Linked DNA regions of Homo sapiens: all the other regions are linked to region 6. Evidence: chromatin contacts called from ENCODE Hi-C or POLR2A ChIA-PET data. All regions are on one chromosome and are shown on one strand. Each heading gives the region's core, a stretch centred on a gene start or an enhancer-like site at or near the end of the contact. The rest is flanking DNA. Distances are from core to core; before and after follow the strand shown.

Region 1 (3,862 bases), core at 990-3,489, 580 kb before region 6:
TCTGCCTCCCAGGCTCGAGCAATTCTCCTGCCTCAGCCTCCTGAGTAGCTGGGACTACAGGTGCACACCACCACACAGGCTAATTTTTGTATTTTTAATAGAGATGGGGTTTCACCATGTTGGCCAGGATGGTCTCGATCTCCTGACCTCGTGATCCACCCACCTCAGCCTCCCAAAGTGCTGGGATTACAGGCGTGAGCCACCGCGCCCAGCTTGTTTCCAGTTTTGACCAATGAATTTCTAACCATTGAATTCAATGGCTTCTTTTTAGCAAAGACCTATTAATAGCAATAGTCACAAATTAGTACCCATCATTCCTTGAAATTCTTTTCATCCTTGACATTCAAGATTATGAATTATCTCATCTCTCTGGACACCATCTCCTTCCTGCCACGAAGCAGTACTTGCCCTTTAACTATTAATTTTTTTGTTAGAATTCAGACTGAGGTCCATCCCTTTTTACTCTCCATGGCCTTACTGAAGAATCTTAACATAAATTAGACTCAAGTGATACCCAGTCCTCTGTCTCCAGCCCAGGCATCTCATCTGAGGCCAGAGTCACATTCTGCATTCTCTTCAAAACCTGTTTCTCCTACGTACTGTCTTGTCTTGACTAAGAGCATCACCAATGGGCCATCCAAACTAGAAAATAATGTCATCTTGAGGCTCTACTCCTTCACAATCTACATTCGTTGATCACCAAATCCTGTCAATTATACCTCTATGATGTCTTTGAAGTCTTGCCTCTCCTTTGGCCCTAATTCAGTCTCCTGTCGTTGTTTATCAAGAGTCAGGCATCAGCCTCCTAATTGGTTTCACTACCACTTCTAAAACTTTACACTGAAACCAGTTCTATTTCTCAACTTTTTCTCACGTCGCTCACCGACTGAAATACGTTTAATGACTCTCCTCATTTTCAACCACCTCCAATGTACCCTCTGACTACGCATTCATTAGTGTCAGATATAGCAGGCAATGCTGAGTTGGAAGCTGATCATCTCATCTGAGACCATCTTTGGCAGGCTCTCAGCCTGTCTCTTTGGTCTGTTCCACGTGTGTTAGCATGTCTACCTAAGAGTGGGTGTGAAGTGAAAAAAAATGGTGGATATTGCACATTTGGTGGCTCTGTAACAGGTTTGTTTAGGGGAGGATTGCCTGTTATTTATAAAATGAACTTATCTAGTGAACTTGTTCTTCCATTAGGGTTTGGAAGCACAAACAAAACACTCCATTCTGCTTTTCTGTGGAAAAGCTTTTGATCTACGACACACACACAAGACATCAAAGGAATCATCTTCTATATACCACAGACTCGAATATGCTTTATACTTTCTGACACATGCAGGAAGTTTATTTATTATTTTCTAAAGCTGAAGACTCTAAGTAGATTTGACTTTATAGCTCTGGGTCCTTTTATTGCCCCTAAACTCAGATGTTTGCCTGTACCTTACAAATTGCTTCTCTACTTGGAAAAAGCAGTTGCAAAACATGTATTTGATAAAGGACTCATATACAGAACACCTAAAGAATTCTTAAACTCAGTAACAAGTCAAACAACCTGATTTTCAAATGGGCAGAATATTCAAACAGATACTTCTAAGAGAAGACATGAAAGGATGTTCAATATCATCAGTCATGAAAGAAATGCAAATTAAAATCATAACGAGACACCACTACACAACAGAATACCTAAAGTAAAAACGCTGACAACATTAAGTATTAGCAAGGATTCAGAACTACTGAAACTTCCAAAGCGTACAGTCTCTTTGGAAAACAGTTTGGCAGTCTCTTATGAAATTAGATATATTTTTAGTACTTGATCTAGCAATTCCACTCTCAGCTACTTATGCAAGATAAAAGAAATCACATGTCCACAAAAAGATTTATACTTTTTATAATTTTTTTTTTGCTGTAAAAAGATTTGTACTTGAATGTTCATAGCAGCTTTAATCATAAGATAGCCAAAAAGTAGAAATGGCCCAAATGTCCATCAGCTGGTAAATGGATATAAAAATTGTGGTATATCCATACAATGGAATACTCAACAATTCAAGGCACTAACTATTGATACATACAACACTATACATGAATCTCAGAGTCATTATGCTAAGTAAAAGAACCCAGACACAAAGAGCATACACTACAGGATTCCACTCATCAAAAAAATTTCAGGCAAGGCAAAACTGTAGTGACAGGAAACAGATGAGTGGTTGCCAAATGCTGGCACTGGGGGACTTTTTGAGGTCACAAAAATGTTCTGTGTCACGGCTGGGCATGGTGGCTCATGCCTGTCATCCCAGAACTTTGGGAGGCCAAGGTGGGCAGATCGCTTGAGCCCAGGAGTTTGAGACCAGCCTGGGCAACATGGAGAGGCCCTGTCGCTACAAAAAAAATATATAAAAATTAAGCCGGGTGTGGTGGCTTATGCCTGTAATCCCAGCACTTTGGGAGGTGAAGGCAGGTGGATCACCTGAGGTGAGGAGTTCAAGACCAGCCTGACCAACATGGTAAAACCCCATTTCTACTAAAAATGCAAAATTAGCCAGGCGTGGTGGCACATGCCTGTAATCCCAGCTACTCAGGAGGCTGAGGCAGGAGAATTGCTTGAACCCGGGAGGCGGAGGTTGCAGCGAGCCGAGATTGCACCATTGCACCCCAGCCTGGGTGACAGAGTGAAACTCCATCTCAAAAAAAAAAATTAGCTGGGCATGGTGGCACGTGCCTGTAGTCCTAGCTACACAGGAGGCTGAAGTGAGAGGATCACTTGAGCCTGGGAGGTCAAGGCTGCAGTGAGCTGAGACCACGCCACTGCACTCCAGCCTGGGTGACATAGTAGGACCCTGTAGCTGAAAAAATAAAGTTTTATGTCACGATTGTGGTGATAGTTACATAGCTGTACATTTCACAAAATTAATCAAATTGTATGCTTTGGTGATTTTTTGGAATATAAATTATATTTAAATAAAGCTGAATAAAAAATAATGCAAGTGAGTGACATCAGTGAAAAAGGTTAAGTGAAAACCTCCAAAACCCCACTTCTTCATAAAATCAACAAAAGTACTGGCAGATATTGTCAAAATCAACTTTTTAAGAAAGCTGTAAATTGATATGGGCTTCCAACAAACTAAGTAACACTAAGTGTCTATTTAAGAAAAATGGTTAAACATATGTAAGGACAGTGAGCTTTGTGACATTCAAACCCACCCTATTCCTATGCCCTTTTCCCCAGCTTTTCAGGAGCTTTGAAAATCAACAGCATCACCGTCAGAGTAGCTGTGAAAACTAGTAGCCTTGCATCCACTGGAGAGGGAAGAACATGTTTGAGCTTCCCCAAAACTCCGTTACCAAAGAATTGTCATTATCTGAGCTGTCTGGGAATTCCCTGAAAACCCCCAGTTCACAGCGCTTGTCTTTATTTAACCTGACTCAAATCATTACTGAAACTAGCTTATACCCAGGGTGTTTGTCAAAGACAGTCAGTAGTAATTAGTCAACATGGCAGTTGCCTGAAATGGTAATAACAGTTGAGCCAAACAAGATGCTAACCAAAAAGCTTAAAAAGAATATCTGGGAGAATGAGATGTCCATAGGGGACTTAGAAAAGTTCCAATGTATTCCTAGGAATCTAGAAGGCCAAGTACATGTGCAGAACTGTGTGTATACCCAGGAAAGACCTGAGCTGGCCCTAATCTTCCACCTTTAGCTGACCTTGATGATCTGCACAAGCAGGAAATCAAGGCTAAGGCAGAGTTATCAATTCCCTGCTGCAGTGCTGAAGCCATATTGTAACATGCACAAAGAGCCGCTCAGCAAAGACTGAGGGATTGGTTGAAGGTATCTAAGAAAATCTCTGTCCAATCAT
Region 2 (4,432 bases), core at 417-2,916, 990 kb before region 6:
CCTGATGCTATCTATTTCAGATTTACAGGGGTTTAATTTTTGACAGGACATCTATTTTTAAAAATATGCAGATTGGTAAACCAGCTCATAGTATGGTTGTCATGATTATAGTTTTACCTTTTTCTATATAAACTTGTTCTTTTCCCTACATTGGGAGAGAACGAAAAAACATTGGGAGAGGAAATAATGATTTTGTTAGTCTCCAGTTATTTTGTATCTGCTGTGACAGCACTGTACTAGGTTCTCTGGAGAATTAAAAGAAACATGAGATAAAGTTTTTCCTCCAAAAAGTAAACATAATATAAGTAGTGATATCTGGGTTAATCTGCCACCTGATTTTTTGTTTTCAGTTTGTCCTGTCAGTTGTGTATTTTTCTCTTTTCTTATTTTTGATTAAATATTTTTATTTCATTTTACCAGTCTGTTTTACATTTTGCTATTATTTTAGTAGTTTTCCTAGAAATTACAACATGGACTTTGGACTTATTAAAGGCCAGTGTCAGTTGGTCTGCTTTGAACTTTCAGTATAGCACAAGGAACTTCAAAATACTTTAATTCCTTTTATTCCTTGGTGCTTTTTTGTGCTCTTGTTCACCCAGTTCTATTACTGCTGTTATTTTATGCAGTTAATGTTTATTTAGATTTGCCAACATATTTTCTCCTTTTGTTTTTCATTCCTTTCTATGTAATGATTTTCTTTCTATCTAAAGAACTACTTTAGTACTTTTTTTTTAGTTTGGATTTCCACTAATGAATTTTCTCAGTTTTTGTTTGTCTGGAAAGATCTTTATTTTACCTTAATTTTTTAAAGGATGCTTTCTTTGGGTTAAGAATTCTAGACTGGTGTATTTTCCCCCATCAGTGATTTGAATATATTATTCTATTTTCCATTTTCTTTTTTCTTGAAGTTTATTGACAGTCTTGTTCCTCTGAAGGTCTTCTGTCTGTTTGCTGTGAATGTTTTTGTCTTTTCTGTTTTCCATTGGTTTCCAGTTTTACTATGATGTGTCTGGGTATGCTTTCCTTTATAGTTATTGTACTTGGGGCTTAGAGCTCTTCTTGTATATATAGCTTAAAGTTTTTTACAAACTTTAAATAATTTTTAGGCATTATCTTTACATATACGATTTCTGTTTCATATTCTCTTTCCTTTCTTACTGCAGTTCTATTAACACACTTTAAACGTACATTGTTTTTTTGCTGTGACCTAGCTGTGTGACACACTTTTGTGTACTTTTCTGCCAGCCTCCTCATGCTTCAGTTTTTGTTTTTTTTCTGACCTATCTTTGAGTTCACTCGCTTCAGTTTTGTCTAGTCGTACCTAAAGCTCATGCTTTGAATTCTTAATTTCACATATATACACATACTTCAATTCTGTAATTCTATAGTTTTTAAACATAGCTCTTTGTTTTGCTGCAGAATTTGCTTGTCATTAAATCCTTGAAAAATCTTAATTATGTGAAGTTTGTATCTGTTAGGCTTATCATCTTGATCTCTTGTAACTTTTGTCTATTCTCAAAATTTTGGTCAAATCTTACCTTGTACATATATTGCTTTTGATTGAGTGATAGACTTTTTGTATGAAAAGTTGTTGAGATAATGTGAGGCTTCAGATGTGGTTATATTCTTCCCAGAGTTTTACTTTTGTTTCTATCAGGCAGTTAAGCTATCGTCAGATCACTTCCATCCAATGAAAATGGAAGTTTGGCTTCAGTTTTGGACAAGCTTATTATTTTTTTCTGGTCACCTTATGTCTAGAGTATATTTGTCTGGGATCCACCCAGAAGTCCAGGTTGTTTAACAAGGCCTTTACTTAATGGGCTCAGGATTCTTAATCTTGTTCTTCTAGCTCTGTGACAGGAAAGCTTTGCTCAACTTCTTATCCCCCTTTCACTTTCAGAATCATTAATCGTCTGTGTGAAAAAACTAATCTCAGTGCCAGACTCAAATCTTTGCTTTCCCTCCTTATTTGAAACTTTGCCCTGCAAATTCTCACTGCTTTGGTAGCTGTCTGTTGCCTTCAAACTGATTTTTAAAAAATATTTTGTTTAGCCTTTCCGTTTGTTTCAGTATGAAAATTGGTTCAAAACAACCTAGTCACATCTTGTCAGAAACAGAACTGCTCACCATTTTTAATCCATTAATTTGTCTTGTTTTATTATATATTTGATATGTACAAAGGAATATATGTAACATTTGTATAACATGTTTCATAATACAATGAACACCTATGAACTCTTAGTTCCTTAGAGTTCTTAGAGTTTTATTACTCTTCAATCCTTTCTACTTCCTCCTTGTCCCTAATATCTACTCTCTTGAATCTTGGGTTAATCTGTAACAGCAACAAAATTTACCACATACTTGTTTAGTTTTGCTTGTTCTTGAGGTTTCTAAGCATTATATCATACCCTGTATAGTCTTGGAGGATTTGCTTTTATCACTCCACATTTGTTTCTAAGAATAATCTTCGTTACTAAATCTAACTGTGGTTCATTCATTTGTTACTCTATAATTTCACTGTGGAAAATATCTCGTAATTTATTTATTCTTCTAGTAGATTGTGGAATATTTCCATTTCTTTACTCTTTCGGACAGTGCTGCTATGAATGTTTCTATTGAAGCCCCCTGCTACATATGAGCAAGAATTTCTCTAGGTTTTATTCCTACGAGTGAAGTTGATGAATCACGGTATATAGACATATTTAACTTTTCACTTTTTTTAAGTCATTTTTTATAATGTTTGTTAAAACTTATTTTTCTATTAAGAAATCTGACAATAATGTTATTATACACTGTTGGGAGAAAATATCTAATAGATACAGTATCTCATTATAGCTCATTATAGTCCCAATGTGCATTTCTGTGGTTACTAATTAAGTTTGTGTGTCTAGTCACCATTCATGTTGCCTACTTTCTGAAATTCCCTTTTGATGTATTTTACCTTTTATTCCCCTTGGTGTTTTTTTCCCATAGGCAATCTGTACCTATATTAATCTTTTATCTGGTACATGTTATAGTATCATCATGAAGTGTGTAAAACCTCATTTATGTGTGTCTTTTCACTCCTTTATTGTGTCCTTTGATCCTTTGAACAAAAGTTATTCCTTTTTTTTTCTTTTTGAGATGGAGTCTCACTCTGTCACCCACACTGGAGTGCAGTGGCGCCATCTCGGCTCCCTGCAACCTCCACTTCCCACATTCAAGCCATTCTCCTGTCTCAGCCTCCCGAGTAGCTGGGACTACAGGCGCCCACCACCATGTCCACCTAGTTTTTGTATTTTTAGTAGAGATGGGGTTTCACCATGTTGGCCAGGCTGGTCTCCAACTCCTGAACTCACGTGATCCACCCAGTTCAGCCTCCCAAAGTGCTGGGATTACAGGCATGAGCCACCACGCGCCTGGCCTGAACAAAAGTTATTACTTTTAATGTAGCTGTATTTATCATTATTCTTTGGTAGTTAATACTTTTTACATCTTATTTAAGAAATCTTTTCCTACTCTAATGTCATGAAAATAGCCTCCCATATGTTCTTCTAAAACTTTGAAGGTTTTCTTTTTTTACACACACAAAAATCAATCCATCTGGAATTGATTTACTTTTTTTTTTTGTATGCTGTGATATAAGGATTTCATTTTTGCTGCATGTTAGGGTTACCAAATTTCCCAGCACTGTTTATTAAATATCTTACCATCTCCTGGTAATCTGCAGTGCTACCACTCATGTCTCCTATAGAGCCTCTGTTCTTTTCCACTGATGCGTTTGCCCATCCACAAGATGTCTTTCCTTAATGTTTTATAGTTTTCTCTAAAAAGAAAAATTTTAAATTTCTCTCACACAACTTATGTTAGGCACTAAATAAAGTTTTTAAGATTATGTTTTATGTTTATGATTGATAAGGTGAATTATTTGGTAATTCTGATTTTATATCCATCTTTCTTGCTAAATTCTAATTTTGTCAATTATAAAGAATGCCAGCTTTGATTATTTTCTAATGCTTGCATATTTTATTTCTGTATATTTACTTCCATTTTAGGTATTTATCCTTTTTCATCCTAACTTACCAGTTTTTGAAAGAGATATATTCACATATTCTGCTGTGATGAAGTATTCAATCTTCTGATTTTAATCATGTTGGTTCTGGTTTATTTTGATGTTATTCTGCTAGTTGTGTAAATGTTCATGAATTTTATATTTTATTTGGTGTTGTAAGATAAAATATATCAGTATCCCATTTAAGTCCATATCCTCTTCAGTGCTTTTCATCTTGACTGGTATATTTTTCCATCCCATAATTTTCAGATTTCTTATGTTGTTTGTTTTTATTGTATCTTTTGTGGCTTTATTATTTATAAATCTACCTGATAGTCTCTGTTGTTTCTGGTAGTATCTGATAGTTTCTTATTTATGTAAGGTTTTTGTTTTCATTTTTCT
Region 3 (4,428 bases), core at 1,077-3,576, 540 kb before region 6:
ATTGATCTCAAGAGGTCATGAATCTCCCAGGTCGGCTTCCTAAGGTCATTCTCACTATGAGAAACATGCTAGGTGTATATTCAGGGATCTGCTTTGTGAGGAGGTGACGGGGAAAGTAATTCAAATACCTTTCAAATACTTAAATACATTTACATTTAAAAACAAAGGAAGTGTTGCTCTTATGCATATAATGGTTACAATTAATGTTCCATGACTGCTTGAATTATACCTAGTGCCAAATGGAAAATTTAGAAATCCGTCCTTGAAACTTTTGCTTCTCTAAAATAAGGAACAAGTAAATATCGACACATAATTTTTTAAAAAATTTAGATGAAGTCTATCTTGCTCAATTTAACGCATAAACCGAGAGCTCTTTACCTGGGGTTTTTAGATATAATTGAGAGGCCTGGGAAACCCTTTGTATGCAAACATTGTTGTGTGTTTTTTGTTTTTCCTGAGGTTACACAGCTTTCCTCAAATGTGTGTGTTTACTCTACCTCTAAGGTGCTCTCCCTTAGCCCAAGAAGAAGATAACACTATGCCCCTTGGAGGCCTAAGGCATATCAGCTTTGTCCTGCTCTGTCTCCCGTGGGCTATCAATTTCTGACTTTGGAATTTGGAGACATAGATATTCTATCTCTGTCTTTCACTCACACATACATACACACACACACACACACACACACATATTCATGCACATGGATTCTGTAAATATGTCTTAGGTAAAACTGCAAACATCCTTAAATAAATATGTGGATTTTGTATCCTCTTAAATTTTGACATTGCAGGTACACATTACCAGATTGGAAACCAGATTGCATCTTTACATCTCATGTTCTTAGCCTAGAGTCTTGTAAATGGCTATCATTTAGTATGTTGACTGAATGGGTGAATGACTATAAGAGAAAAATATTTATAGATCTGAAGGCCAATAAACACCCAAAACATCTCTCAGATATTCAGGTTCTTCCAAACTCACAAGGCTGTTGTACATATGGGAAAATGTATTATGAAAGTCCTTTGCAAACTGTAAGCTCCATATGAAAATAAGGTAACATTATTCTTCTAGTTCTGATTCTGCCTCTGAGGGACATGGCTATTCGTGGGCAGCAATGTCTGTGTATCTCGATATTGCTACTGTTTTCTGAAGGGTGGGGCATTTGACATTGTCCTGGCACTGACTAGGATTGTTGCTTCTGCTGGCTGCAATCTTTCCCTTTCTCTCTGGATGGAATCTTTAGGAGTTCCAAGTGCGCACAGTAATGAGAGATTTAGTCTTGGAAGAAGAGTAGTGAGAAAAGATTTCCCTGTTTTCCCACAAAAGAATCGGTCTCGCTTTTTAAGATCATCTTAACCTGACTGAGGCATAGTCAGTCATACCTGAGAATAACCAATCATAACCATAGAAAAAGAATATCCCAGGACTTTCAAATATTTTGATCACAATCTTTAGTCAGAAATAAACTTCATGTAGTTGTGAACATGCACACACCACACATGTACACACATCATACACACATAGACTAAAACAAAGTTTCATAAAACAATAGTTGCACTTTATGTATGCAAGGAGATCTGACATTTTTCTGTTCTATGCTTTCCTATTCAGAATTAATAGTCATATCCACTGACTTCATCACCCGTTTAAAACACTGACTAGATAACACTCAGCTGTATGAGATGCATCTGGTAAAATATATTAATGTAAAAATGGAACACAGTTCTATGAGTCTGACACTTGAGGGTCTTCTTAGATTCATTCTGTCTCTTCCAGTCCCCATATTCTCACTACACAACCCCAGCACCTGCTGAATTTGACTCAAATATATTTCTTAAACTCCTACCCTCCTCCCCACCTCTGTCTCCTGGACTTGGTTTAACAGAAGTGTCCAATCTTTTGGCTTCCCCGGACCACATTGGAATAAGAAAAATTGTCTTGGGCCACACATAAAATATGCTAACACTAACCATAGCTGATGAGCTAAAAAAAAAATTACAAAAAAAATCTCAAAATGTTTTAAGAAAATTTACAAATTTGTGTTGGGCCACATTCAAAGCCATCCTGGGCTGCATGCGGCCTGGGGCCGTGGGCTGGACGAGCTTGGTTTAGACTCTCATTTTGTCTAAACCAGGACTTCTGCAACAGAACCCAATAGCTCTCCTTGCTTCAGTTCTTGCCTTCCTTGAATCTCTAACGTGAAACTATGTTCATTCTCTTTCAAACTCCTTCACGTCTCCCTGTCACCTGCAGAATAAAGTACCAGCCCATCACCACGGCCCACAGTGCCTTCCTGCCTGGCCTCTGTGTGCTTCTGGGGCTCACGTGCAGTCACGTGAAGCTGCCCGGAGATCCCCAGTCCCAGGCTGCTGTTGCATATCCCACGCCTGTGCTTACACTGTTTCCTCTCCATCTGTCACATTCCTCTCCCTATTTACCTCCTGACTTGCTCACATTTATCTCTATCAAGATTTAGCGAAGACATCATCTGTATCCCAGGTTAGCTCGGCTCTTCTCTGGACTTTCACACATTCATTATGGTCCTTAGATTATACTGAAATGTTCTTGTTACACATCTCTCTCCCCCATTAGACCACAGCTCTTTGAGGGCAGAGGTTGCCTTATTTACTCTTTGTACCACTAGTGCCTAGCAGAGTGCTCGGAGCTCAGCATGTGCTCAAGACATGCTGAATTAAGGAGGAGCTGAGAGTGACTTTCTTGCTCTGCATAAATCTCAAGCCAGAGTGGACTGCAGCCCATTGATTTATTCCCTGCAAAGGACTTGCACGTTGCTGCTGGTCAAAGATCTTTGGCAAAGGAAACTTCTGCCCCCTGAAAAAGCTCTCCTGCTCTCTTTTTTCTCTCTTGGTCTGATGTAAAGAGGCTGAAGGGCACATGCCAGGCTTTCATAGCTTTCTGTTCCACTCTGTTTGAGAAGTCTGATGCTACTATTGCTGGGGCTGTGGTTGGGCTGAGTGCCAGACCCCAGCCTTAATCAATAACAAGAAATCTCATGAAGCTTAGAGGTCTTCCAAATGTGGGTTTGGAATAGTGCTGGGAAGTCAGATTTGGTGAGGGGAGTCATCTCCAATCTGGAGGAACTTGGAGAAGGAGGGCAGTTCCGGTGATGAACAAAGGATTAGGTCACCTTATGAGCAGGAATGAGGCCTGGTCCAGTCAGGACCACCCAAAATCTCCCTGAATATGCCCTGGAGGAAACCCAATTCCCCCAGGCTGCCCCATTCACACCTCCAAGGGAATCATCCAGCCAGTCCAAGAAGGCATTCCTGGGGAATTGGAGATGTGGGGATGCTTTTAATTGCAGTTCAGTAATGCCTCCTTTCCCTTGAAATGTAACCACATTCAGCTATGACTACGCTGGTTCTCAGGAGCAGAGGAAAAATATATGATGTAATGGGATGAGTTTTTTGGGGCACTGAACTAGTCGGGCCTGCCTATAAAGCCTTTCTCTCTACTTTAAACTTCTCCTTCCTGAAGGTGTAGCTTGTTGGACACCTCCTCCAACAAACCTTTCCTGAACCCTTCTGATAATTATAGCCACCTCCACTCTATGATCTCTGGCCATCTTGAATTCTTACTTGTCCTGTTAGATGTAACTGTGACTTCTGTCTCTTTTAGAGTTACAGTGTGAGCTCAGTGAATTTGAAAACAGTAGGGACAGGTCTGTGGTGGTTGGGGTTGCCATGGCTGTTGTTAAGAATGAAGATACAAACAAGCTTGTATATGGGCACGGCTGCTGCTGCTGCTGCTGATGGTTGATGGCCGTTGTTGATTTTCAGAGAAAGAAAAGTGGATTCTGAAATGGATGTCTCTAGTGGATAAAGTAAAGGTGGGAACAGATAAGGGGAAAGAGACAGTAAGTTGGAATTTTAAAAAAATCTTTCAGAGAGGAAGGTGGCCATGGGGAGCTGGCTGAGTGTGGGTTTACTCTATGGGTCCCTGAGCAAGTCTCATTACATCTCAAAGCCTCAGTTTCCTCACTGCAAAATGTGCACAACATTATATATACTCTTCTGAGTCATTGTAAGGATGTGAGAAACTCCAGAACAAGGAAGAGCATTTAGTTTACTGCTGCAATCCTGGTCTCTGTCACAGGGATTTGAACTTGACGTTATGTTCACATTTGTTAAAATGAATTATGTAATTTGACACAGAGCAGGCACTTAAAAATTGGAGCTATTATTATTAACCGAAATGAATACTTTTCACAATTTCCACTGATGTACCCAAATGGGAGAAGAAAATAAACAGATACTTCCAATGGATTTATTTATTTCCTCCTATGTGTAGTTGGAATATAACATGCCCATACTTCTTTTAATGCAACAAAGCTTTCCTTCAAATTTGAGGAAAATCTATGCTCCAAGAAAATGCACTGTCCTGTAGCTTCTAAACACTCTTGGCCATGC
Region 4 (3,917 bases), core at 685-3,184, 810 kb before region 6:
TTGTCTCTAGTTATTTGTTTCTGGGGAAATAGGCTCAAAGGGATGTATTAGTGAAGGAAAAATAATCAATGCTAGCAATTTTATTAATGTTTGGCACTTGGGGAAAATATGTAAAATGGAAAAGCAGAACAAATAAGAATACCAAAGAGATGTGGGGAGGTTATGTACCCAGATGCAAGTACACTAAAACAGAAGATTTTATCAGGAAATTATATATACATTATATGCTATATGTATATATTTAGCATACACATGAAATTCTTTCTTCTATAAGATAAAGTCAACTTAGGGTTGAAGCTTTTAAAGGTGGTTTTCCTTTTTATAGCCCTGCAATTTAGGCAGGCCATCACAGGGCAAAAGACATGTGGGTCCTTTTATTCAAGTCTCTTAGAGTCACATTCATGAATTTCTTATACATAGTCAGGAAACATGTAACCCTTTATTAAAGGAATTTAACCTAAAATCCACTATAAACTCGTTTTTTTAAACGTGACTTTTAGAAAAAATTCTCGTAGCACATTGTATACCTTTCTCATCAATCTTAAACTTTTCCTTATTCATTTTCTCTGAATCTAAAATCAATAGTCTTTCCAAGCAGTTTCTGTCTTAGCAGCTACTATCATTTGTCTGTTGAAGCCACAAGAATACTTCAGTCTTCCTTCCGAGGTTAGTGGACTTCATTAAAGAAATAGCTTTAGTTTTCTTTCCAGCATGCCATGTCTCTATTTTCTTTATCATGCGGAAGTGAAAAAATGTCAAATAAAAGAGGAAAGAAGTCACAGAGATCATAGTTGTGTCTTTATCCACTGCTAGTTGACCCTTGAATTTATTTTTGCAGAACTTCCTCATCTTTTCCTCCTTTTAATTGATTTCTCTAACCAGAGCTAGTATGAGTCTGAATGAAACATAGGCAGCTTACATTTTCTCCATCCGTCATAATCGATAACCACTTCCTTATAAGCTGTCGTAACTTCAGGCTTCTATGGCAACTTTCTTGGTGGACCTACAAGAATTTTTAACAGTTTGAAAACCAATCTTAAAGGTTAGAAAGGGTGACTCACACCACTTTTATTGTATAAATGCCTTCTTTATTCCTTGAGCCAGGACAACTCAAGTAAATCAGGAAATAGGCAAGAAAACAAAAATCACTCATTTGGAGATGATTACTCTGAAATATATGTCTTAACTATGCCCCACACTGAGACATCTTTTTGAAAAGTGTTCTAGTTAGTTCTAAATGAACTTACCTAATTCTCTTTCCTCCACAGCCCTCAGATAACACAAGCAATGGCCCTTCTCACTCACCAACTCAAGCAACGGTGCATCTCCACCTGGTATTGTGGTGTGGCAGGTCTATGTGGCAAGGGTTTTGTCTCCGTACTCTGGGTGAAGGTGTTGAAGATGATCCTGAGGCCTCAGTTCTCTGGAGGGAGTCTTGCGGGTAGTTAACTTCTGCTGAATCTCAGTATAGCAGTGCAAGGTCAAAACCCAAAATGCGCTCAATCTTGAGTTGTTGAAGTTGGATGAAAAGTGAAGTCATTATTGGGCATGACATCTGGTGTTTCAGTCCCAAGGCCACAAGCAGAATGTTACAATCTCTGAAGCTTAATGATTTTGCATTTCATGTAGCAGCTTAAGTTTTTCACAGCCTGAACTCAATTAATTTTCACAGCCCACTGTGGAGGTGGAGAGGGAAGTGCCATATATTTTTGCAGTAGGTGTGATAACCTGTCATTGATCACTCATTTGATGAACACCAAAACTTTGCCTGCACTTCTGGGAGGACAAAGAAGCCTCCTAACTGTCTGGTCTGTGGATCAGGTGCCGCAGGTCCTCTGCTCTAGACTATCAATCTTTTCAGCTGGTCATTTGGAGGGCATTACAGGGCAAACCATGCGCAGTTGAGACCAATTGCCTGTGCCCATGGGCAGAACTGTCTGTTGATGGGCAGAAAGGACAGCTCTAGATAACAAGCATGTGAACAACACCCCCTGGTGTTGGTGAGGATGGATCAGCAGGCATAGACATAAACTGCTGTCAGGGCTGTAACAGGAGCAGGCTTTCCTACCAACAGTGCTCAGGCAATGGAGTATCAGTGTGGTGATATATCATTATTCTAATTGGCTGTTTGGGTTTCATTGTATGGGTATGCTATAATTTATTTAATCAACATTTAAGTTGTTTCCAATTTTTCACCATTACAAAAATGCTTAATGACCAGACTTGTATATCTTTCTCTGTCACCTTGACCCATTATGGCTTCGGGGGAAAAAAAATCCCACGAATGGAATTGTTGATTCAAACTTTAAAATACTAATACATAGGGTCAAGTGACCATCTAAAAAGTTGTGTGCTAAGATTATAAATCAATTACCTAAGTTTTATTTCAGTACTTTAATAAAAATGTATATTTTTATGTCTAGGTATTTGCTCCTTCTGAAGCTTAATTTGGGCATAGAGATTTGTTATTTCTATTTTTTCCAAATGATTAGTCAGTTTATCCAACCCATTTTGTTGATAGTCCACCTTGATCATATATCAAGTTCTCACACACACATGAGTCTGTTTCTGAATTATGGATTCTGTGCTATTGGGCTTTCTGTTATTATATAATGGTTTAATGTTTATACTTGTATGCTTATAATATCCAATAGGACAAATGCTCTCTCATTAATTTGCCTGGCTATTTATGCATGCTTATTCATTCAGAAGAAATTTGAAATAAATTTTTTTCCATAACAAAGAAAAAAGTCCCAAATGATTTTTGATTTGGATTTGCATTAAATTTAGTTTTATTTCAAAGAATTGTTATTTTTACAATATATAGTACATGTTAAAAAAGAGGATGTAGTTTTCCCTGCAGTCAAACATCTTATGTTTCTCAATAGAATTTTCTTATTTTCTTCACATGTCATGCACATGACTTATTAAACTGTATTCCTAGCAGTTATATATATATAAAACTATATATTATATTTATACATATGTGTTATAAATGTATTCCTAGGAGTTATGCATATATATAAAATACAGTTACACACATATAGCTCTATATAGATAATATTTACAGATAGATAACATATATAGTAATATATAGATAATATTTACAGATAGATAACATATATAGTAATATATGTTATATATTTATATATGTTATAGCTGTATTCCTGTATATATGTTATAACAACTGTACATATGTTATAACTATATTCCTAGGAGTTATATATAATATATAAACTATTATACATAAAATATATATGTAGCTCTATATATAGAAATATATATATATAAAACTATATGTAATATATATAACTCCTAGGAGTACAGTTATAACATATATATAATATTTATATGTATAAGTTATACATATATTACATATATTATCTATTTGGTAGAGATGGGGTTGCCCAGGCTGGTCTCAAATTCCTGAGCTCAAGCAGTTCTCCTACTTTGGCCTCCTAAAGTGTTGGGATTACAGGCATGAGGCACCATGCCTGGCCTGGAATTTTATATTTTTTGATTTTATAATTCAAGGGATTCCCCCACTCCCAGTTATAGGTCTCTAGCCTGCTCCACTGGAGTCGGCTAATCTGCTTGGCCCCTGGTTGTGCAGTCATCCGGGAGCTCCACTCAGGACTTTGAACTGACACCTGCAAGGGTCGGCGGAGTGAAGAGGCTGGGCCAGGCCCTCTGCCTTCTCCTCTTCCTCCTTCAGTCCTCATCCACCTCTGGTTCCAGTGTGTGGAGCAGGCTCTGTTGTCCTAGTAAATAAAGAAGAATCAACCAACTTCACAAAACCCCCCAGAAGTGACCAGCCATAAAAATATAAGCTTATTCCAAATACCTGGGACCCTGTACCTGGAGTCGTCTGCCACAGGGCAGGTCAGATGTCCCATGGCCGAGGGCTCAGGAGCTGT
Region 5 (4,065 bases), core at 952-3,451, 880 kb before region 6:
TATTTCTCATAGTTCTGGAGGCTGGGGAGTCCGAGATGGAGGTGCTGGCAGCTTTGGTGTCTGGTGGGGGTCTGCTTCCTGGTTCATAAATGGCTGTCTTTTCACTGTGTCCCCGCAGGTGAAAGGGACAAGAGAGCTCTCTGGGGCTTCTTTTATAAGGGTAATAATCCTATTTGTGAGGGCTCTGCCTTCATGATCTAACCATCTCCCAAAGGCCCCACCTCCAAGTACCATTACTTTGGGGATTGGATTTCACCATGTGAATGTGATGTGTGGGGGGTTGGGGTACAGACATTCACATATAGCAGCTAGGAATGCAAATATTTATCTAGCATAAGAAAAGAAATCACAAAAACTACTAGAGTTTTAGATATCCAGGTCTCATTCTTCAGAGATATTTTTAGGGACATTTTCAGAAATGCCTCCTGTTTGCAACCTGACTTCCACTCCCCACCTAGACCACCCCAGGAACCAGTCTGGTGCAAGTAAAGAGCCCAGTTGCTTAAGCTTCATTATCTTCAGGATAAATCTGCTTCTGACTGTATCATTTGTCATATTTGCATTGCAATTGTCTATAGCAGGAAGGGAAAGACTAGAAACCTAACACAATTTGCTTCCTCCTTCTAGAAGATGTTCATATGCATGAGTGCGTGTGTGTGTGTACATGAGTGTGAGTATGTATGTATGTGTTTATGTATGTGTGTGTATGTAAGTGCATGTGTAAATGAGTGTATGAAGATATGTGAGCGTGCATGCACATGTGTGTCATGAGTCAAAGCATAAATGAGATAAATCTCCACTGCATCTTTCTGCTCAGAGGTGCTATTAAGAGGGGGAGGGGCCTGAGAATCTGATCCCGTTAAAAGACTGTAATTTGCACTGTCAAAACCTGGAGTCTTCTACTAGATGGCGCTTGGTTAGCAGTCAACCCAATGAGCCTTCTAACTTATAAGGCAAGAGCTGGAGAGATACGCAGGCAGGGAAGGGACTTTTCATGACAAAGTGGGAGAGAATCAGGTTTTTCTGCCACAGAGAGAGGGGAAGCTGGGTGCTCTGCCGGAATGACCCCAGCAGAGTGGTTTCTAGAGTGAGATCCAGGATGCAGGCCAGAGCAGTTTGTAAAAGCCTCAAGGCCAGGTGAGCTATGGAGGAGGGAATTTGGAAGGCGCAGAAACTAAGAGCCAAAGATCAGTAGGCGGTGGGAGGGGGTTGGGCTCAGAAAAGCTATTTTTATTAAAATATTACAAAATGTAACTTCCCAATATTGGTGACATCGTGAACACCTAGGCAGCCTGATTTGTTCCTGTTACTGTCTCCCAACATGGGAAGTGAACTCCTCCGGAAAATGAAAAGGGCCTTCATTTGAGCACACCTAGAACATCTGACATCCAGCACAGCAGGGGGCTTGGTTGTTGAATTAAATCAATCAATGAGTGAGGGATGAATAAGGATGGGAGAGAATCAAGAGAGAATAGAGAGACCAGGCATGCTAGAGCGGGCCAAACAAGCCCGAGTAATCTAGGCTGAGATTAGACATGAAATCCACAAGATCAAATTCGGCTGGGCTGAGACGCGCAGCAGCCACATTTTCCTGAGCAGAGAGGTGAGAGCGCTGCAGGGTCCCATCCAGCTGGGCTGTGAGGTCGCAGAGGAGGATCTTTACTCTGGCTGGGGACTGTATTTCCAGGCTTTTTTTTTTTTTTTTTAAGGCAGCCGCTGACCACTTGCCTTGATTATAAGAAGTATTGCTTGAGTGACTTTGCTCTGCCTGGACAATACTCAGTGAAGCGATGATGTACGGCAGCCATTGAGAGCAGTTGCAAACCCATCCCTGGGCCAGCGAGATAATATTGCTGTGTTCTCCAGAAGGTCCTTCTCCGGAATTTGCTATCCTTCTTGTGGCTGTAGTTGAACAAACTTACATTTGACTTAAAGGGAGGTGTTTATCTAAGCTGTCTTCCTTTTAGGAAAAATAATGGACACAGTGACGTGTAAATCCACTGAGCACCTTGGACATCACAACCAGAGGGTCATGTGCCCCTGAGATTGAGTGGACTATACCTTGGGGGATGGGAAAGGTGGGGGCGGGGTGAAAGCCCGCAGTTACATTCAGACAGCACAGCCCTGGAAATGGATCTTAATTCATTTCACAAGCAATTCCAATGTGCTACAGCAGCTGAGCCCTGTCTGCATTTGCTTGTTTGTTTAGCAAAGGGAAATGTCCTTAGCCTAGCAGCCTGCACGAACTGTTTGCCTAGAGACAGTCACAATAATTGAGCCAACCTGGAAGGCAGGAAATAGGGCCTTAGAGGCCCTACTTCTACTTTTAGAAGTAGGTTTTGGTTTCTTTTTTTAAAGAGGTATTTAAAAAATGGCTATGCAATTTTCCATCCCCCCCAAATGAACCATATTTTTAAGACTGTCTCTGTTTTGTAGCTCTTATTTTCTGAGTGTCACATAGAAGGCACTCAAATAAATATTGCTTCAATACATTTGGTTTGTTTCCAGTTTTTGCCTTTTTTTTTTTTTGAGACAGAATCCCACCCTGTTCCCAAGGCTAGGGTGCAGTGGCGCCATCTTGGCTTACTGCAACCTCCGCCTCCTGGGTTCAAGCCATTCTCCTGCCTCGGCCTTCTGAGTAGCTGAGACTACAAGTGTGTGCTATCATGCCTGGCTAATTTTTGTATTTTAGTAGGGACGGCGTTTCTCCATGTTGGCCAGGCTGGTCTTGAACTCCTGGCCTCAAGTGATCCACCGCCTTGGCCTCTTTAAGTGCTGGGATTATAGGCATGGGCCATCAGGCCCTGCCCCAGTTTTTGTCTTTTTAAGCAATGACGCATTCAACCCATGGGTACCTGCAAGCTGTGCATGCATCTGATTACTTTCTTGGGATAAATTCATTTATTCCTACAAATAAATTAGAGCACCTTAGGGTGTGTATAAATTACTTGGTGGGGTGGGTCTTATTTCAATGCGGGATCTGATTCCATAGGTCTGGGATGGGGCCTGAAAGTCTGCTTTTTTAAGAATCTTCTGAGGTGTGCCAGTGCTGCTGGTCTGGGGACCACACTTTGAGATGCAAGGCCCTAGGTACCACCATAAGCAAGTGGAGCAGTGCCCAGCCAGGGTGGTGGCTCACCTCCTGGAGGCAGATTAGAGCAAACCAGGCCCCTGTAGATTCGGGGAAAGGAGAACATTAACCCTGTCTCCAGTATCAACTCCCAGACTCTCCGGTGTGAATTTCTGCCTCTGCTCTCATGAAATGTCAGAAAGGGTAAAGATATCTCAGTGGCGAATTTTGTGATCTATTTGGAATCAAATGGTTGCTTTGGGAGCCCAGAGGAATTATTAATGAGCCAATAAATGGGATACTGGCAACTTGCCAATTGCTAATAGTGTCCCTCCAAGCGGCAGATGGGGAGCAGGTCATAATAGTGGTCAGCTCAGAGGCTGGCTTTGCTAGGGATAGTCACACTGTGGTCCCCCCAACTTTGCTTAAGGCTTAGAGCAAGCTGCTCCCCGCCTTTCTCCTCTGTGGAAATGTGAGGAGTGCTTGCCTTATCCTGTCCTTGGTCAGCAGAAAACCCTTTCTTAGGGGAAATTTGACCCTTGATGGCTATTTTCCTTTGTCCAGTTTTCCGCCTTTATTTATTTATTTTTTAAATTATTATTATTATTATTATTATTAATTATTTTGAGACAGGGTCTTACTCTGCTGCCCAAGCTGGAGTGCAGTGGCATGACCTTGGCTCACTGCAACCTCCACCTCCTGGGTTCAAGTGATTCTCCTGTCTCAGCCTCCTGAGTAGCTGGGACTACAGGTGTGCACCACCACACCCAACTAATTTTTTGTGTATATTTTGGTAGAGATGGGGTTTCGCCATGTTGGCCAGGCTGGTCTTCAACTCCTGAATCCAGTGATCCAACCGCCTCGGCCTCCTAAAGTGCTGAGATTACAGGTGTGAGCCACTGCGCCCGACCAATTGTACTCCTTCTTATACTTCCAGAAACTGTTTTCTTCAAGGCAGTATCCAAGGGGGCTTGTCAGAGAGAGGCAGGAAGACC
Region 6 (3,930 bases), core at 620-3,119:
ATTTCAGCTCCAACACTGACTTATTTTAATAAACGAAATGCTAATTTGGGCCTCATGCATTCTTTTATATATTCAATTCATGAGGTTGGAAACATTGATCTTTATATTCCTGAGAAACAATTTAATTAGACCTGTAAATGGCTCTTAAAGTACAAATAATGAGAACCAACTATTTGGAAGTGACTTCAAGACTGGCTTGCAAAGAGTGTATAAGTTTCTATTTGATGGTGTAATTACCCATTTGCAAGAGTCACATACACAGGCCAAATCTCCTAATTGATTTACTTAGTAACATGTAACATTGAGGTCACATTACATTAGCAAGGGGAAATGGAAGGCAGAATTATTTACCTTGATACTATAAACGAGAATAAACAAATGATACTTCAATTATCTGATTCTTTCAAATGAGACATTTGAGGTATAAGAATCTGAATTGCATTGTTACTGAATTTCACATTGATACTAGACAGTCTCAGAGTCAGAAAGCCAACGTTTTACATAGAGACTTTAGAGACATTTTTGTCTGTGTAAGTAACTTTTATACAGCTCAATTTGCCAGTATGTGACTTATCTATTTATACATGGGCCAAGTACTTGACTAGTTTTTTAACTTTCCAGTTTTATAAAAATGAAAGTGAAAGAGTCCAAATACTATTTTCATAACTGTCAACTAATTCATAGTTACAGTAACCAGAAAATAGAATAGCGTGTAGGCATTGGACTGAACACAAGGACTTTATTGGATTTTCTTTACTATAATAATATTCCTGGACTTCCCAATTTCATGTGCTTGAAAAATTTAGAAAACATCTTGCTGTAAATCCATACTGCAGATTACTCAAAGGCTTGGGAATATGATTCAAGAGGAAATTCTTTAGATCTGGGATAATTCACTTCTATTTTTCAAGGGCTTTTGTTTTAAGGATACCTGGAAAATCATAAAATCAGATGGGATTTAAGAGTTATTTAATCTAGTGGTACCTATGCACCAGTCATTAGATCTGTGCTGGGCTGCCTGCCTACACATTTTTAGCTAATTTCCATGTCTTCAGACAAGAAAAATGTTTTCCAAGGAAAACAGTTCTTTTGGATTTTTTTTTAAGTGCAATTTCTGGGCCCTGCCCTAGATTTTCTGACTGAGCAAATTTATAGGCAAGGCCCTGGAATCTGTATTTTTTTAAAAAGCTTCCCCGGTGATTTTGAGATCCAGCCATTTGTGGAAACCCACTGATGTTAGTCCAATCTCTTTGTTTTCCAGATGCAAAATCTGAGGCCCACCTTGTCCCAGCTAAGCAAGTGAGGGAGAGGAATCCAGAGCCCTGACTTGTAATTCATTTTTTTTTTGTGTGCTTCTCATTCACTAGGCACATCTGCTGATCAAATCCTTCCCATACCCTCTGGATTCAGAACAAGAGGAAGTGCACATATGTCCACAACAATTTCCCAACACTAGGGAGTATTGATTTGCTGGGGGAGCAAGTGGCATCTCCCTCCCTGGAAAATTTTAAAACCAAAAGAAAAAGTTTAACTGGCTGATAATTTATAAATGAAATCCTCTCTGAAGATAGGAAGATGGGCTAGATAATGTTTTATCTCTTCTAGCCCTAACTTTCCATGCTCCTATAATTTAGTAACAAAAGGAACCCATGCACTTTCTTTTTTTTTAAGACAGTTTCTCCAGAAGCTTCCATGTGTGGAGAAACTTACTCTCTTCCTCCTTCTTCTATTTATCTTTTCTTATCTGAAAGGAGGACTACACTGTAAACATCTACATATGCAAAACCCATGCCTTTGGTACACACCTACCACTTTCAGATCAAACCGACAGCCTAAGTGGCCAGGCTGGCAGCTGGTTTAGGATAAATACAACAGCACCACCTTGTGTTGCGTTTCTGGGAGAATTTACCACTTCAGCAGGACAAAGACTTGGGCCGGGATGGGTGGCTCAGGATACAGCAACTATTCCTTTACTTTCCCTGCTGGGAGCAAATGCTAGCCATTTCGAAAAACCTTTTTGTTTGTTATCAGCCTACAATTTTCTTCTATAAATTCTGTAATTTTTAAAATATAAAAGGTAGCTGAGAAATGGAAATGCAGAAATAAACATATATTAATAAAAGCCTGGGTAAGCACAGTGCTATAGTAAATATTGTAGAGAAAAAGTTAATGTCAGCTTTTATTGCAAAAGACTTGATAGTAAATGTACATTTAATGCTATTGTGATTTAACACTTTCTCTAAAGATTCTCCCATATTTGGGGAGGTAGCTTTTAAACTATGTATTTGCCTATTAAGGGAAGAAAAGAATGTTTCACTTTCTCATAACCATTCTGGGTGAGCCTGGATAAAGTCTTTGTTTTCCCCAAGTATAGTTGTAGATTCACATATATAAATATATATAGATATATATGAATATATATATAATATTCATATTATACCTTGTATTCCCCAAGCATGGTTGTAGATTCATATACTATATGTGTACATATATAATATACATATGCACATATATATTTGCATCTTTGCTGTGGAGCAAGCTAAAAATTTAATATGTGAATATCAACATGGGACTGAAAGACCATAAAGACCAGAAAATCGACATATTTGCTAAACAAATATGTCAAATGTCTGATATTTTCAACAGAAAGAACATGACTAATTAAGGAAGATTATTTCCAGTTGTAATTTGAAATGTCAAGATTAGTGTAACAAATCAGCAATTCTTTGTCTCTGAAATCATCTGGAAAATTGAGCTAAGGCCTTACAAGCTACACATTATTATGGGAAGAGAAGTTACAGGATTAGAAAGTAGCAAACCAGGCATTCGGGGCCTTGCTGGGGCTGGCCATGCAGAAAAACTTACCCAGAAAATCCTGCAGAAAGCTCAGTAATGTTACTTTTAGTTGTAAAAGAGGATTTGGTCTTCAAAGTTTATTTGCCATTGTTCACCCAGTCTTTAGCACGTATATTTACTGTGCTGAGCTAATAACTTTGAATTAGACTTTACAAATAAGAAGGAAAAATTATGTCTTAGTTCCTCATGTGCTTTCTTGTGGAAGGCCAGACAAGTAGCACATTTGATTAGGCAATATTTCTAAGTTTTGGATAATTTTTCTGATATTGTATTCTCCAATTAAATTGTAATCTAATTTATAAAAATACTAAATATATAGTTATGAAGGGTGCACTACAATTTTAAAGAATGTGGAATGTTCAGGTGTGAATCATGAACTTGGAGGGCTTCTAGTAAATACCAGTTGGCAAATACAATGTCATATCAATATGAAGAAAATGCTCTTCTTTTCTTCAAACAAACGCAATCTCAAAAACTCCCAAGGGCTATTCCATTTGTGTACTTATCAGTCACTTGACTGCTTTCCTAATCACTGTTTTCTAGTCCCAGTTCTGTGCACAAAGGAAAGTTCCACCCCGTTCCCCAACCCTGCACTCAGGATCACTCCCCATCAAATGGTGCCTACCTGGAGCAGAATGTTGATTTCACACTTGCTCCAAATGTTCTTCTTCCTTCCATTAGACTTTCACTTAAAATTTATTTTTTGGTAGAATTTGAGTTCCAGGGAGAGTATGGACTTAATTTCTAGTGGCTCTTAATTCTGTACTGCCACCCAGATGGCTTCCAGCTACATGGCTTTTTTGTCACAGGACAAAGCAATGACTGTGGATAATGAAAAAATAATAATTTTCTAGAATGGTGGAATAATTTTAGACACTATTAGTGTTTATTAATTGGGTTGTGTATTAGTCTGCTTGGGCTGCCACAGCAAAATACCCCAGACTGGGAGGCTTAAAGAACAAAAGTTTAGGCCGGGCAAGGTGGCTCACACCTGTAATCCCAGTAATTTGGGAGGTCAAGGCAGGTGGATCACCTGAGGTCAGGAGTTCGAGACCAGCCTGGCCGACATGGTGA

What was found. Hi-C counts contacts between places; a loop is a spot of excess contacts on that map. ChIA-PET counts read pairs that join two places held with the same protein, here RNA polymerase II (POLR2A). Pooled maps may share reads with other maps.
Region 1: a loop to region 6 is called in a map of GM12878, with 4 times the contacts of the local background. The contact joins two enhancer-like sites. A Hi-C loop is called at or near these places in 1 of 168 maps with a recorded cell type or tissue (GM12878), 10 of 37 single-sample maps with no recorded cell type and 7 of 50 pooled maps. POLR2A ChIA-PET finds 5 or more read pairs at or near these places in 2 of 52 experiments (OCI-LY7 and activated CD4-positive, alpha-beta T cell).
Region 2: a loop to region 6 is called in a pooled map, with 4 times the contacts of the local background. The contact joins two enhancer-like sites. A Hi-C loop is called at or near these places in 3 of 37 single-sample maps with no recorded cell type and 6 of 50 pooled maps.
Region 3: a loop to region 6 is called in a map of heart left ventricle, with 7 times the contacts of the local background. The contact joins two enhancer-like sites. A Hi-C loop is called at or near these places in 1 of 168 maps with a recorded cell type or tissue (heart left ventricle), 18 of 37 single-sample maps with no recorded cell type and 5 of 50 pooled maps.
Region 4: a pooled map shows a loop between it and region 6 (5-fold over the local background). The contact joins the promoter of LINC00423 here to the enhancer-like site in region 6. A Hi-C loop is called at or near these places in 4 of 37 single-sample maps with no recorded cell type and 11 of 50 pooled maps.
Region 5: a pooled map shows a loop between it and region 6 (8-fold over the local background). The contact joins two enhancer-like sites. A Hi-C loop is called at or near these places in 10 of 37 single-sample maps with no recorded cell type and 5 of 50 pooled maps.

The regions. Positions count from the first base shown.
Region 1 is chr13:33,143,637-33,147,498 of GRCh38, forward strand. The region is part of intron 3 of STARD13 (StAR related lipid transfer domain containing 13); the gene reads right to left. Among named protein-coding and RNA genes, the nearest start is that of KL, 130 kb to the left of the region's middle. RefSeq lists an enhancer at 3,232-3,531. Within about 2 kb of position 2,240, at least 3 of the 41 ENCODE cell types and tissues checked have a DNase peak (open chromatin) inside an H3K27ac peak, as active enhancers do; they include GM12878, where a contact is called at or near this core.
Region 2 is chr13:32,735,570-32,740,001 of GRCh38, forward strand. The region is part of intron 21 of PDS5B (PDS5 cohesin associated factor B); the gene reads left to right. Among named protein-coding and RNA genes, the nearest start is that of PDS5B, 150 kb to the left of the region's middle. Within about 2 kb of position 1,667, at least 7 of the 41 ENCODE cell types and tissues checked have a DNase peak (open chromatin) inside an H3K27ac peak, as active enhancers do.
Region 3 is chr13:33,180,610-33,185,037 of GRCh38, forward strand. The region is part of intron 1 of STARD13 (StAR related lipid transfer domain containing 13); the gene reads right to left. Among named protein-coding and RNA genes, the nearest start is that of STARD13-AS, 95 kb to the right of the region's middle. RefSeq lists enhancers at 2,242-2,461, 3,634-3,723. Within about 2 kb of position 2,327, at least 2 of the 41 ENCODE cell types and tissues checked have a DNase peak (open chromatin) inside an H3K27ac peak, as active enhancers do.
Region 4 is chr13:32,909,718-32,913,634 of GRCh38, forward strand. It overlaps LINC00423 (long intergenic non-protein coding RNA 423), which reads right to left and starts at 1,935. Exons shown (of 5, transcript NR_047020.1): 1 at 1,306-1,935; 2 at 920-1,003.
Region 5 is chr13:32,836,935-32,840,999 of GRCh38, forward strand. All of the region lies in intron 4 of LINC00423 (long intergenic non-protein coding RNA 423), which reads right to left. Among named protein-coding and RNA genes, the nearest start is that of LINC00423, 73 kb to the right of the region's middle. RefSeq lists an enhancer at 467-626. Within about 2 kb of position 2,202, at least 8 of the 41 ENCODE cell types and tissues checked have a DNase peak (open chromatin) inside an H3K27ac peak, as active enhancers do.
Region 6 is chr13:33,722,147-33,726,076 of GRCh38, forward strand. No RefSeq gene overlaps it. Among named protein-coding and RNA genes, the nearest start is that of RFC3, 94 kb to the right of the region's middle. RefSeq lists a silencer at 1,799-1,968. Within about 2 kb of position 1,870, at least 10 of the 41 ENCODE cell types and tissues checked have a DNase peak (open chromatin) inside an H3K27ac peak, as active enhancers do; they include GM12878, where a contact is called at or near this core.